Regions from separate parts of the Homo sapiens genome. Here region 2 is linked to region 1. The links are chromatin contacts, found by Hi-C or POLR2A ChIA-PET in ENCODE. All regions are on one chromosome and are shown on one strand. Each heading gives the region's core, a stretch centred on a gene start or an enhancer-like site at or near the end of the contact. The rest is flanking DNA. Distances are from core to core; before and after follow the strand shown.

Region 1 (5,770 bases), core at 634-3,133:
TGAAGGAAACAGTCTCATGGAAGAGTGAAAGCTGATTTGATTATAATAGCTAATAGTAGGATTTGTGAAGTAATTTTCACTTACACAACACTCAACTGAAGAAAACCAGCAAGATCATTTTTAGGCTTTTTAAATATTACAGGCATAAAAAATAAACTTTTAGAAATGGATTCATTCTGGTTAAAAGTTTTTTTTAAAAGGATCTGACTTTTAAATTGTATTTCATCATATATTTTTGACATGTTCATATCTCAGATGAGTTGAGGGACTGAAGAAATGAGTTTTTAAAAAATTGGTGAATAAAGGGAACCAACTAGCAAAGAAGGTGGTTGTGGCAAATGTAAAAATAAGAAGAAAGATGTAGTGAAAGGATGAAAGGGCCCTGGGAGTGGAATAATATGAAAGAGGGGACTTTTGTGTTTTGTTCACTGCTGTATCTACAGCATCTAGAACAATGCCTGGCACATGAAAAATGCTCAACAAATACAGTGTACTTGTTGAATAAATGACCTCCAAGGATACCTCCAGTTTTGTGTACCAGGATGCGATAATTACTGGGTGATTGAGGAATACACTAAATTTTTAACTTTTTTATTTAGAGCTTTCCAGCAGTACTGACACAGGTGTTATAAACTTTCCCTGCCAAGATGTGGCCTTTTCCTAACGAAAAGTTCCAAAGGAATGGAGATTGAGACTGGAGTAGTTTCTTAGAGGAGGTGGCTACTCCGATCCTCTTCACTCCAAAATAAAGTGTACTCCCGCTCACTTCCCTCAAAACAAATCCACCACTTATAAATGTGCAACCTGTGGGGCCATTTTTGAAACGTGTAATAAATAGGAGGATGTGGCCAATTTTCAGCTGAAACACTCCCCAGATATGCCTCCAAGCACTGTGTACACCACCATCTTGTAGGTGTTCTGAATGTCCCCAAGCCCCATGTTTTGCTCACGAGGCATGCCACCCTAACTCCCTGCTGCTGGAAATGAGAATATGTCTGAGGGTAACAGATGAACAGTAATAAATGGCTTCCATTTTCTTCATACATTTTTGATGGGCTGACCTCAGAGAACCAATCCCTCTAATGAAGTGGAAGGCATCCTAGAAGTGAGAGCTCACTTGTTTCACTTTCTTATTTGGAAAATGGAATGCTGGCGTGACCCCTTCTTAGCTATTCCTAATGTATTACTGCTCCAAAACACAAAGAGCAGGTTCAGAGATAACTTCTCCTTGCATCATTCGCCTTTTGGTTTTATGTTTGTCTCACAATAACTTTAGATAATGTGCCCTGTTTCTTTTTTTTCCACTGATTCAGCAAGTATTTACAAAGCCCCCAGAACACTGCTAGGTACCCTGCTAGGCTCCAGGGAACAAAAAATTCCCTGCTCTCCAAAAGGAGATAAAAATCAAGTGGGCAGAGAAGCCAATAAACGTGTAAAATGCGTTATCATACCAGGAGGTTATAAATGCTACAAAGAGAAATAAAACAGGAGTATGGGAGATGGGCAGTAACAAAAAGCTCTAAATCCAAACTTTACTACGCTGCTGTCAAAAAAAAAAAATATTCTATGCTCCCCCCAACCCTGTTTTGTTTTTTGTTTTGTTTTGTTTTGCCCTTGCAGCTTGCCAGCTCTAACAATAGCTGCCTTTTAAATAGTAGTCACTCTGAGGGATGAGAAATTACCTAATGGGTCCAAAGGACACTATTTGGGTGGGGGCAGCACTGAAAGCCCAGACTTCACCACTCTGCAATACCTGGAAGCAACAAAGCTGCACTTCTACCTCCTGAATCTAAAAACAAAACTAAAATAAACAATAGATTCTTCACTGCTGACTCCAAGCCCCTTTCTTAGGTTCGGTTTCCTCCCGCTTCTCTGACCAGGCGCTTCCATGGGCTCTGCATAAAAATTCGAAGATGATGGGATCCCCAAATCAGCTAGCAGCCCCACAGCCCTCCCGCCTTCCTCCCCTCTCTCCACGCCTCCCCCAGGCCGGCGATGCCGTCAGGGCCCGTGTCTGAGGCGTCCGGTGGATTCAGCAGAACAAACATCATAAAAAGATTATTTGCGAGAGGAGAAGACGATGCTGTGAGAACTTGGTCCCAGAGACCGTCTCAGAGCAGCAGAAAAACCGCAGGAAACCTAAGGAGCACGACCCTGACGGCGACGGAGGGGGTGCGCGCGGACAGCACTGTCACCTCCCGCCGACGCCAGGGCTCAAATCGGAACGAAGACTGGGCGGCCACAAATGCCGGCTTCTCCTTTCTTTCGCTGAGGCGGAGAAATCGCCCAGCGGTGCCCGGCGCGCCTCCCGCGGAAAGCGGGCGGTGACCATTCCGACAGGCCGTCCGCAGCGCTCCCTTTCCGCAGACAAAGCTGCCTCGAAAGGCGCTCCGCGGCTCCCGAGTCACCACGTTCCATTCGGCAGAAGAAAGCGAAAGCGGCCGCTCCCTGTCAGGCAGCCAGACAATAGCGGCGGGCAGGCCGCTCCACGCCAGCATCTTTGTTTCCCTCGCGCCGGGAAACGAAGTCTCCGGATACCACAGAAACCAGAAGCCGATACCACAGAAACCAGAGGCCGCTCTTCCCGCTCGGACGTTTACAGCGGGCGGGAGCGTGGCGGCCACCTCCGTCTTGGGGAAGCGGCAGGTTGAGCCCCGCACCTTGCTGTGCCCTCTAGAGCGAGCGGAGGAAGCAGGCGAAAAGCTGCTGCGAGATGTTGCGGCCTTGCAGACGTCTCAGCTCCTCCCGGCACGGCGGCCTGGTAAGGCGGGAAGTAGCGCCGGCCCCGCGCGGAAGGAAACGTGCAGCGCGATGCGGCTTAGCGCGGCTTTATAGAGCCGAGGCTTTATAGAGCCGCGCCCCGGCGACCCCTGCGGTGACTGCTGTCGGTCCGCGTTGTGTGTGTTCTCTGTTTCGGCCTCCGCTGCCCGCTGCGGCCTTGCCCCTGCGCCTCGGAGTAGCCGCCGCGGGCCTGTCTGCTGGAGCAAGGAGACCCGGAGGCCGTCCCAGGGGCGAGGGGGTAGCGGCCCCGGCCTCTTGGGCCCTCGGCCTCGCGCCCACCGAGCCCTCTGCCCGGGTTTGGTTGGGTGTGGAGCTTGCGACGCGCCCACTTCCTGGGCTGTGCTTCTGCCCGAGCTGATGCCTCGCCGCGACGCCAGGCCCTATCTTGACAGCGGGTGCCAGCAGGTCCAGGCCTACTGACGGGCGGAAGTCGGCCCGGTGCCCCCTCACACGCCCACACGCCGGGCGTGCCTCAGTTTCCTCTATTGTGACAGAATAGAGATGAGACGATGCAGGTTAAAATTACCTACCGGCGCATAATGAGTTCTCCAGCATCTAGCTAGTTCTACCATAGGATTAATACCCAAAACCACGTGGGTGGAGCTGAAAAACACGATGCTGTGGGGGGAAGAACCCAAAAAGCCATAGTCGGTCTGATGTCCATTTATAGGACATTCTAGAAGAAGCAACAGTGGCGATGCAAAGCAGTTGCCTGGGAAAGGAGTGGAACAGGACAGAATGGAATGCACAGGAGCGGGGGAACTTTGGGGCAGTGGTGGGACAATTTCATATCTTAATAGGAGCGGCGGCAACATGACGTATACAGTCGCCCCAAATCATCAAACTGTAGTTTCTAAATGGGTACGGTTTATTAACATTCAAATTATAAGAAAAGTCATTTCCTCAAAAGTTTCGGGGTTGGGGGAAGAGTTAAAGAAGGTCGTGGCTAGGTGGTTGTTGAGGAATAAGGGAGAAAATCACAGTTTACAAAATCTGAGAGCTGAATCCGTGCTGTTTCTCGATTGAGAAGCAGTGGACATCAGCAGTAGGAATGGCTCAGGTCCAAGAAGGCTATGCCCTACCAGACCCGGTTGATGTGCTTCCCCGGATTTACTCTGTCCCACCGTCCACCTCCACCCCGGCCTGCACCTCTCGCTTAGGGTAGAGGCCTGGCCTCCAGTGCCATCTCCCGACAGCCTCCCCCAGGTGAAGGTCATGCTTCAGCACTGCCTCCCTGACAGAGGCTCTGATGATGGGATGCTCTGACTCAGACTCAGGTGAGAAATTTGAAGGAACAGAATGCTCTTGCCTAGCAGTTGCCGGGAGGGGTCAGGTGCTGCCCCCAGAGAAGTGGGAGAGTTAGAGGTCCGTGAGGCATACTTTCCCCAAAGGGGGCAGAAAGCATGAAGTGGTCAGCATAGAAACTCGTCTCCCTGCCATCCACACAGTCCCAAGGCATGCTGGTTCTACATGGCTTGTCTGGAAGCTGTCCTTGAATGTAAAGTTGTTTTCAGCTCAATAATGTATTTGCCTGCCTTCGCCTTTCCTTTCACCCTTACCACCTTGGAATTGTACCGCCTAATAAAATCTTCGCACTTAAACTTGGCCTCAGGCTCTGTTCATGTGAATCAATTTAGCAGCCTTTGGGCTTTAGATCTGTGCTTTTCTGAAAATTTGGCAACCACAACACAAAATTAGGATTTTTGTTTCCTCTGGGCTCTGGTTTACTGTCCCATTAAAGTGCTTCTGTAAAAGGCAACCCAATTGAGACCAATGCTGAATATATAAATTTTTATAGGTATGCCCCTGTTTGAAGTTGCTAGAGACAGTAAAAGTTTGGGCTTCCATTTATTGGTTCCTAGTGGTGTTTATTCTCAAGAGTAAATTCCTAGAGCATTAGCACTTAAATGCTTTAAAAATTTGGAAACTTAAACCTGAGATGCATGCAAATGCAAAACAAAATGCTTTCAAATAATGATCATAAAGCTGTTAGTCTGGGGAGGTCTACTTATGTTTTTGGTCATGTTCTAGCTTTCCTAAAGACATCAGGGGAGGATATGTTAAAGCCTTTTTAAGTGATTTCTGGTTCATAGTGCTTTGCAAAACAATTTTTCTTGACATTATTTTCTATATTAAATACTTCAGTAAGTGTTTTTAATGATAATGGCCACTGGCTTTGTGGCCTACTGTTTATTGCAATTTTGTCGGGCCTTATTCTAGGCTTCCCTTTCACCTGGGCTTCCCAACTATCTGTAACTTGATCAACAGTAATTTGGGATGGGAATGGCCAGGGTCATATGTTAAATAGGGCAGTTCCACTTTTCTGACCACAAAATCCTCCCCTTCCTGACCACTTAAAAACTGTTACATAATCTACAAACACATGGCTCTAATAAGTTCTACTACATACCTTGCCAAAGGTCACACCTGCAATCTACCTTTCTATTGGCACAATACATTTTATTAGAGAATATTTTTATCGCTTATAATTGTGGCCTATCAGAGCACTTAATTATTTTTAATAACACATTCTGCCTTCATCCACATCATCATAGTGAATTGGTTTTTGCAAGGAAAACTTGGTCATCCTAGCATGTGAACAGTTTTTAATCTTTTTTTGAAAAATGTTTCATCTGAGATTAATTTCTGTTGGGAGCAAAAATGAAGCCAGGCTGTACACATGATGTGTTTAAATACATTTTCACAAAAAGAAAAATATTAAGAATATCTTGGGTCATAGACATGCAGTATCAGAAGGCATCCCAATAAACAAAAGTGAGAGCTCCTCTTTAATTCCTAGCACTTGATTATTTCTAAATATATAAGGGCAGATAATGTTCAGCAAACGTGCAGGTTTTACAAATTGGCTCCTTCAGAGTAGGTCATAAGCTTGCTGCAATTGTGTTCCCATTACTCAAACATTTTTAGAATTCTTTAGAAATTTGCCACAAGAGTCTGAGTCACATTCTTTTAAATGACATCATCAGTG
Region 2 (5,423 bases), core at 1,686-4,185, 100 kb before region 1:
CAACACAGAAAATTAGATAGTCAAATGTACTTTTCTTACTGTTCATATTTTTGGAAATGGATAGAAAACAGACACGGGCCGGGCGCAGTGGTTCATGCCTGTAATCCCAGCACTTTGGGAGGCCGCGGCAGGCAGATCACCTGAGGTCATGAGTTTGAGACCAGCCTGACCTACATGGAGAAACCCCATCTCTACTAAAAATATGAAATTAGCTGGGCATAGTGATGCATGCCTGTAATCCCGGCTACTCGGCAGGCTGAGGCAGGAGTCACTTGAACTCGGGAGGTGGAGGTTGCTGTGAGCCAAGATCGCACCATTGCACTCCAGCCTGGGCAACAAGAACAAAACTCTGTCTCAAAAAAAGAAAATAGACATTGGAGTGGATGTATGCCTTTATCCAGTTCTGATACTGTATCCAGTGAGAATTATGAACAGTTCTACCATTTGATGTAAAGGATTAGTGTACATAATTAGTTCTGTTTTATAGGGTATTTTTAAATAGCATATTTCTTCACACCAAAGCAATACACAATTATTAAAGAAAATGCAAATTAAAAAAAAAAAAAGACTCCGTTCCACCGTTGGATCTCCACTGTTGATACCCTGGTGTGATGATGTTTTTAGTTGTTAGGGTTGTTTCTTTTTAAATTGCAGGGGGACTGGGTCAGAGAGGCAAGCTGTGTGTTTAGTCAGGATCCGCAGGGGTGGTGTAGAGTTTGTCTCTGGACTCCTTCCATCCGCGTTCCATTGAATCCCCTCCCTCCAGGCTCACTTCTCCCTCCCTCCCTCCCTCAGCAGCAATGCTGGCACTGGTGTTGTCACATGTCCCACAGTCATTGCTCTCCTGTCTCTGCAGACTCGCCTAGGAAGGAGGTGTACTTCATGGCAATTATTGACATCCTTACTCATTATGATGCAAAAAAGAAAGCTGCCCATGCTGCAAAAACTGTTAAACATGGCGTGAGTATCTCCATTTTGTTTCCTTCTCTCTTTCTCTCCCTCTCTCTCTCTCTCTCTCCCTCTCTCTCTCTCTCTCTCTCTCTCCTGGCTCCTCTGTGTGACCTGTAACTCAGGGATCACTCCTTTCTGCCACTGAGCTGCTTTCTACTGAGCCATTCAAAGCCCTTTAGTGACGCTTGTTCCCTGGGGGCAAGTCATGTTCTGAGCGTAAGATACAGAACCCACAAACGCTTACTGCTCACTGCTGCTCTTACCACAGCTCCCTGTGGCTTCCAGCGAAGTCACTTAAACATGAACATCTCTTCTTTTTACACATGGCGGACACTAACAGGCATGCGCATCACTAGGATGTTACACAAATTCTTTTTTGTTTGAAAAATGTTCCAGAGATAAAAGTGCAAAAGAAGATAATGAAGTGTTCTAATATGAAATATTCAAAACTGAAGCATGATTGTCTGCTTAAGACACTTCCCAAGTATACAGGATTAATATTTCTTTTCTCACAGTGAGTTGTATTTTTTCTACTACAGAAATCTCTTGAGTGCAAAATCAAAGTTGCATAATATTACTCACCGTTAATGTTGCTTGATGGGAGTTTTCACTGCTCTAGCCATATGTTAAGCTATTTTATCCCCCATGAGAAGCCTATGAAAGAGATAGTAGTGTACCTGCTTTTGTCAGTTGGAGAAACTGAGGAAAATAGCTTCAGGAGTAACTTGCCAGGGCCTCATAGTAGCAAGTGGCAGAGATGAGATTCCTCCCCCGGACCCAGCCCCCTCCTGGCTCTGTGTTCATGCTCATCCCCTTGCCCTGCCTGCAAACACCTCCTGCCTGGCTGAACTTTACAGCTCGCCAAGTTTCAGGCTTGTATTGCAGGGTGCCATCTTTGTTTTGCAGAGGTCCTGAAAGCCATAGAGCCCACCCCACACAGATGAATGTATTCCCTGGTTTGTTGGCCCTGGAAGAAGAGGTGCTTCCCACAGACTGTGTAGAACTAATGAAGATTCACCAGAACCAAAAACTCACTTGAAACCTCTTCTTTTCTATTTTAAAATAGAAATCAGCCTAACAAACACAGTATTCTATTTGCCAAAGAAATATTTCAGTCACATTGTCGATAGCTATGGTATTCCTGCTGTGTGCAGAGCACAGACTGGGACCTCACCGCCCCCGAGCACGTCAGTAAGCAAGTGTGCCTGGTGGCTTCCCCCCAACAGAAATTTTTGAGTACTCTTTTTAAACAAACATCCGCACCAGGTGCACCACCCCCATTCCGTCATTTCTGAGGCCAGTTCAGGAGGGTGAGGGAGGGGTCTTCAGAAGACTCCATGGTCATTCTGATGCTCACCTCTGGTTGAAAACCATGGAGTGTGGCAAAGAGAGAACTGGCGAGGAATCCTCGTTTGACCCTTCCCACTTGTATGACCTCAAGGGGACACTTTTGGAGCTCCTGTTTTTTCACCTCATACAGAAATCCTACTGCCTTGCTGATGGGGTTTTGCCAGAGATACAAGAGTTGTCTGGACAAATGCTTTGTAAATGTCTGTTCCCATATTATACATCCTGTGAAATTGGAGTGTATCCTAGCCAATATGGCTCCATGTTCATCTCTCCTATCCTAGCCAATATGGCTCCATGTTCATCTCCCCATAAGCCACAAGTTCGCCTCCATAGTGTGCCACACGGCATAAAATCACAGGTAGTTTGCAAGAAGAAAACATTACTGTCAGCAAAGGAACGCTGTGTTAAGCTGCTGTGGGGGACCATTCTCTCTGCATTCAAGCCTGGGCTCCTCCATGCAGCCGAGGCCTGGAAATATTACAAGTTCCCCGGTGAACATGGGTGTCTAAAAACAGCACATGCTCACTTAGCAAAACTCCGTGCTTGCCCTTTGCAGCTCAGGAAACTGGCCAGTGAGTGACTCCCTTGAGTGTGCTGGCCTGCACCCTGCATCTCATCATGGAAAAATCCCTCACCGTGCTTCTGCAGGGGGCCAGGCTTGCTTGCTCTCTGCAGGGCTCAGAAAGGGGAACAGTGGCACCCCTGTGTGCTGCTGCAGAGGGAAGTCAGCTCCTTCCCCCGTGGGCAAGATGGAGCCAGCAGTGTTGTGCCTCACCTGGTTACGGTGCAGGGAATGGGCTGGGGGCAGCTGTCCCAGAACCTGTGGCTGCTGCTGTTGCCCCTCATGTTTGAGCACTGAGCTGGGGGCCTCTGTCCAGAAACGAAGGGGTCCTGAAGAAATCATGCGGTTTTAAGTCATCGTCATTAAGGTTTCCCTTTCGCCAAATGTTGATGTCATTCTCAAGGTGGCTCCAGTCTGCCTTCTTGAAAAGTATAACATAAGTATTGTTTCCGTGACTTCTGAACAATTCCACTCTTTGATAGTAACATCCCAAACGTGGCCTGTTTGATTTTTTTGTGAGTTGCAACAGCCCCGGTGTGTGTGGTAGCATCTGGTGCTCCTGTCGCCCTTTGTCTCATTTGCAGACACAGATTTGTAAGAACCTTGCTTATTCAACCATGAGCGCCAAGATATTTTGAGTGATGTTTTTCAGAGCAGAGACTGCATGGATTTGAAAATTGCTTGCTGTATATTCAGTTGCCATTGGAAATAGCTGTAGATATTGAGTAATAATTTGGGGAAATCATAAACACTATGTCAATATTTCCTTTTTTAAAAACTGCCCAGGCTGGCGCGGAGATCTCCACCGTGAACCCAGAACAGTATTCAAAGCGCTTTTTGGACTTTATTGGCCACATCTTGACGTAACCTCCTGCGCAGCCTCGGACAGACATGAACATTGGATGGACAGAGGTGGCTTCGGTGTAGGAAAAATGAAAACCAAACTCAGTGAAGTACTCATCTTGCAGGAAGCAAACCTCCTTGTTTACATCTTCAGGCCAAGATGACTGATTTGGGGGCTACTCGCTTTACAGCTACCTGATTTTCCCAGCATCGTTCTAGCTATTTCTGACTTTGTGTATATGTGTGTGTGTGTGTGTTGGGGGGGGGTGAGTGTGTGCGCGCGTGTGCATTTTAAAAGTCATAAATTAATTAAAACAGATCCACTTCGGTCAGTATGTGTCCCAACAAAGACCCTTTGATTCCAGCTATGGCCGAATGAATGAGTGAGTGAGTGAGTGAGTGAATGAACACACGTGTGGGGGAGGGGAGAAGGAAGTGCATGATGTCAGGCACCGTGTTGGCATCACACAACAAACTGTGGATCAGTTTTTTTTTTTTTTTTTTTTTTTTGGAGTTGAAAGATGTGAGACAGTATTCAGAATAATGAAGATAATAATGATGATTATTATAATAATGATGATGATTCCAAGGAAAAAACCTACAGCGAATGTTCCATTTCTACCCCGCACGCAGACACTCTCCCTAACACTGATAACCTGAGCCCCCAGCACTGGACGGAAGAATGCTGGCGTCTCCGTGTGTACTGGTTCAGGGTTCTGGCCCCAGCCTTGTCAGGACCCCCTGGTGTCCAGAGCCCCCACCCCTCCCGCAACAAGCAGCTGATGCCCCAGTGATTCTCTATACATTTTTCACCTCGGCCAATATGTCCAGGAAAACTGCTTACTTCTCTTTTCTTGCCTGGAGCCTTCATTGTTCACCCTTACGTTGCAATATAGGAATTAATGCTACAAAATAAAAGTAAAGCTTACCTGAAAAGTGCATAGTTTGGGGCAATGGTATCTACATCTCCCACTGTGGGAAAACCAGCAAAGCATCAAAACTCTCAATTCTCCTGTTACCAAATGCAGATCTGAATTATAAGATGTTTATGTTTGACCATTGTTTCAACAATGGGATTTTGTTACGAATTATCCCTTTAACTGAAACCCTCAGTTTTACTGTTTACATTATTAGGAAAACAGGGATATCTTTTGAATCTAAAAATTTGATGTACAGCATGTGATTTTTGAAGTTTACATGTAAAGTCACAGTATAGGTGAAATAACGTTTGTCATATTTTGAGACGTATCCTGCAGCCATGTTTTTACGTGAGTGTTTTAGTCAAAGTACATGGTAGACAGTCTTTCACAATAAAAGGAAAAGGATTTTTTTTTCCTCCAAATGTACATTTATCAACCTAATGATTGATTTTTTTAAAAAGAGATTTCGCCCCAGTCTGGTTTATGAAAGTTCATTGCCCTAAACTGTGCTGATTGTTTTTAATCAAGTTATAAATTTCCAACCTAGATCATGTATCTACCAACTCTCCTGCATTTTCCAAAAGGCATTGAGCTTAAATATTAGTCTTGCTTAGAGTAGGTTATCCACTTACATGCTGCGCTAAAGCCATGCCTTTGAAACTCCTTGTTTAAAACATGATATGATTTTTGTGGGCAGTTTCAGAAAAGAAAACAAACAAACAAAAATCGACCCTTTAATTATTACTTGCAACTCAACAGATCTCCCTGCCGTACTGCCTTTTCCAGGAACTTTACTT

Evidence for each region. Hi-C counts contacts between places; a loop is a spot of excess contacts on that map. ChIA-PET counts read pairs that join two places held with the same protein, here RNA polymerase II (POLR2A). Pooled maps may share reads with other maps.
Region 2: a loop to region 1 is called in a map of dorsolateral prefrontal cortex, with 3 times the contacts of the local background. The contact joins the enhancer-like site here to the promoter of LINC03027 in region 1. A Hi-C loop is called at or near these places in 4 of 168 maps with a recorded cell type or tissue (dorsolateral prefrontal cortex, head of caudate nucleus and posterior cingulate gyrus), 4 of 37 single-sample maps with no recorded cell type and 1 of 50 pooled maps. POLR2A ChIA-PET finds 5 or more read pairs at or near these places in 3 of 52 experiments (CD4-positive, alpha-beta memory T cell, HEK293T and OCI-LY7).

What each region holds. Positions count from the first base shown.
Region 1 is chr10:22,434,042-22,439,811 of GRCh38, reverse strand. It overlaps LINC03027 (long intergenic non-protein coding RNA 3027), which reads left to right and starts at 1,883. Exons shown (of 1, transcript NR_036533.1): 1 at 1,883-4,387. LOC105376449 (a long non-coding RNA gene) reads right to left here and starts at 2,737. Exons shown (of 4, transcript XR_001747392.2): 1 at 2,661-2,737. RefSeq lists enhancers at 1,468-1,968, 1,976-2,135, 1,969-2,469, 2,436-2,485 and a silencer at 2,956-3,135.
Region 2 is chr10:22,535,508-22,540,930 of GRCh38, reverse strand. PIP4K2A (phosphatidylinositol-5-phosphate 4-kinase type 2 alpha) reads left to right here. Exons shown (of 10, transcript NM_005028.5): 9 at 857-960; 10 at 3,650-5,423. The coding sequence ends at 3,730. Among named protein-coding and RNA genes, the nearest start is that of LINC03027, 100 kb to the right of the region's middle. Within about 2 kb of position 2,935, at least 3 of the 41 ENCODE cell types and tissues checked have a DNase peak (open chromatin) inside an H3K27ac peak, as active enhancers do.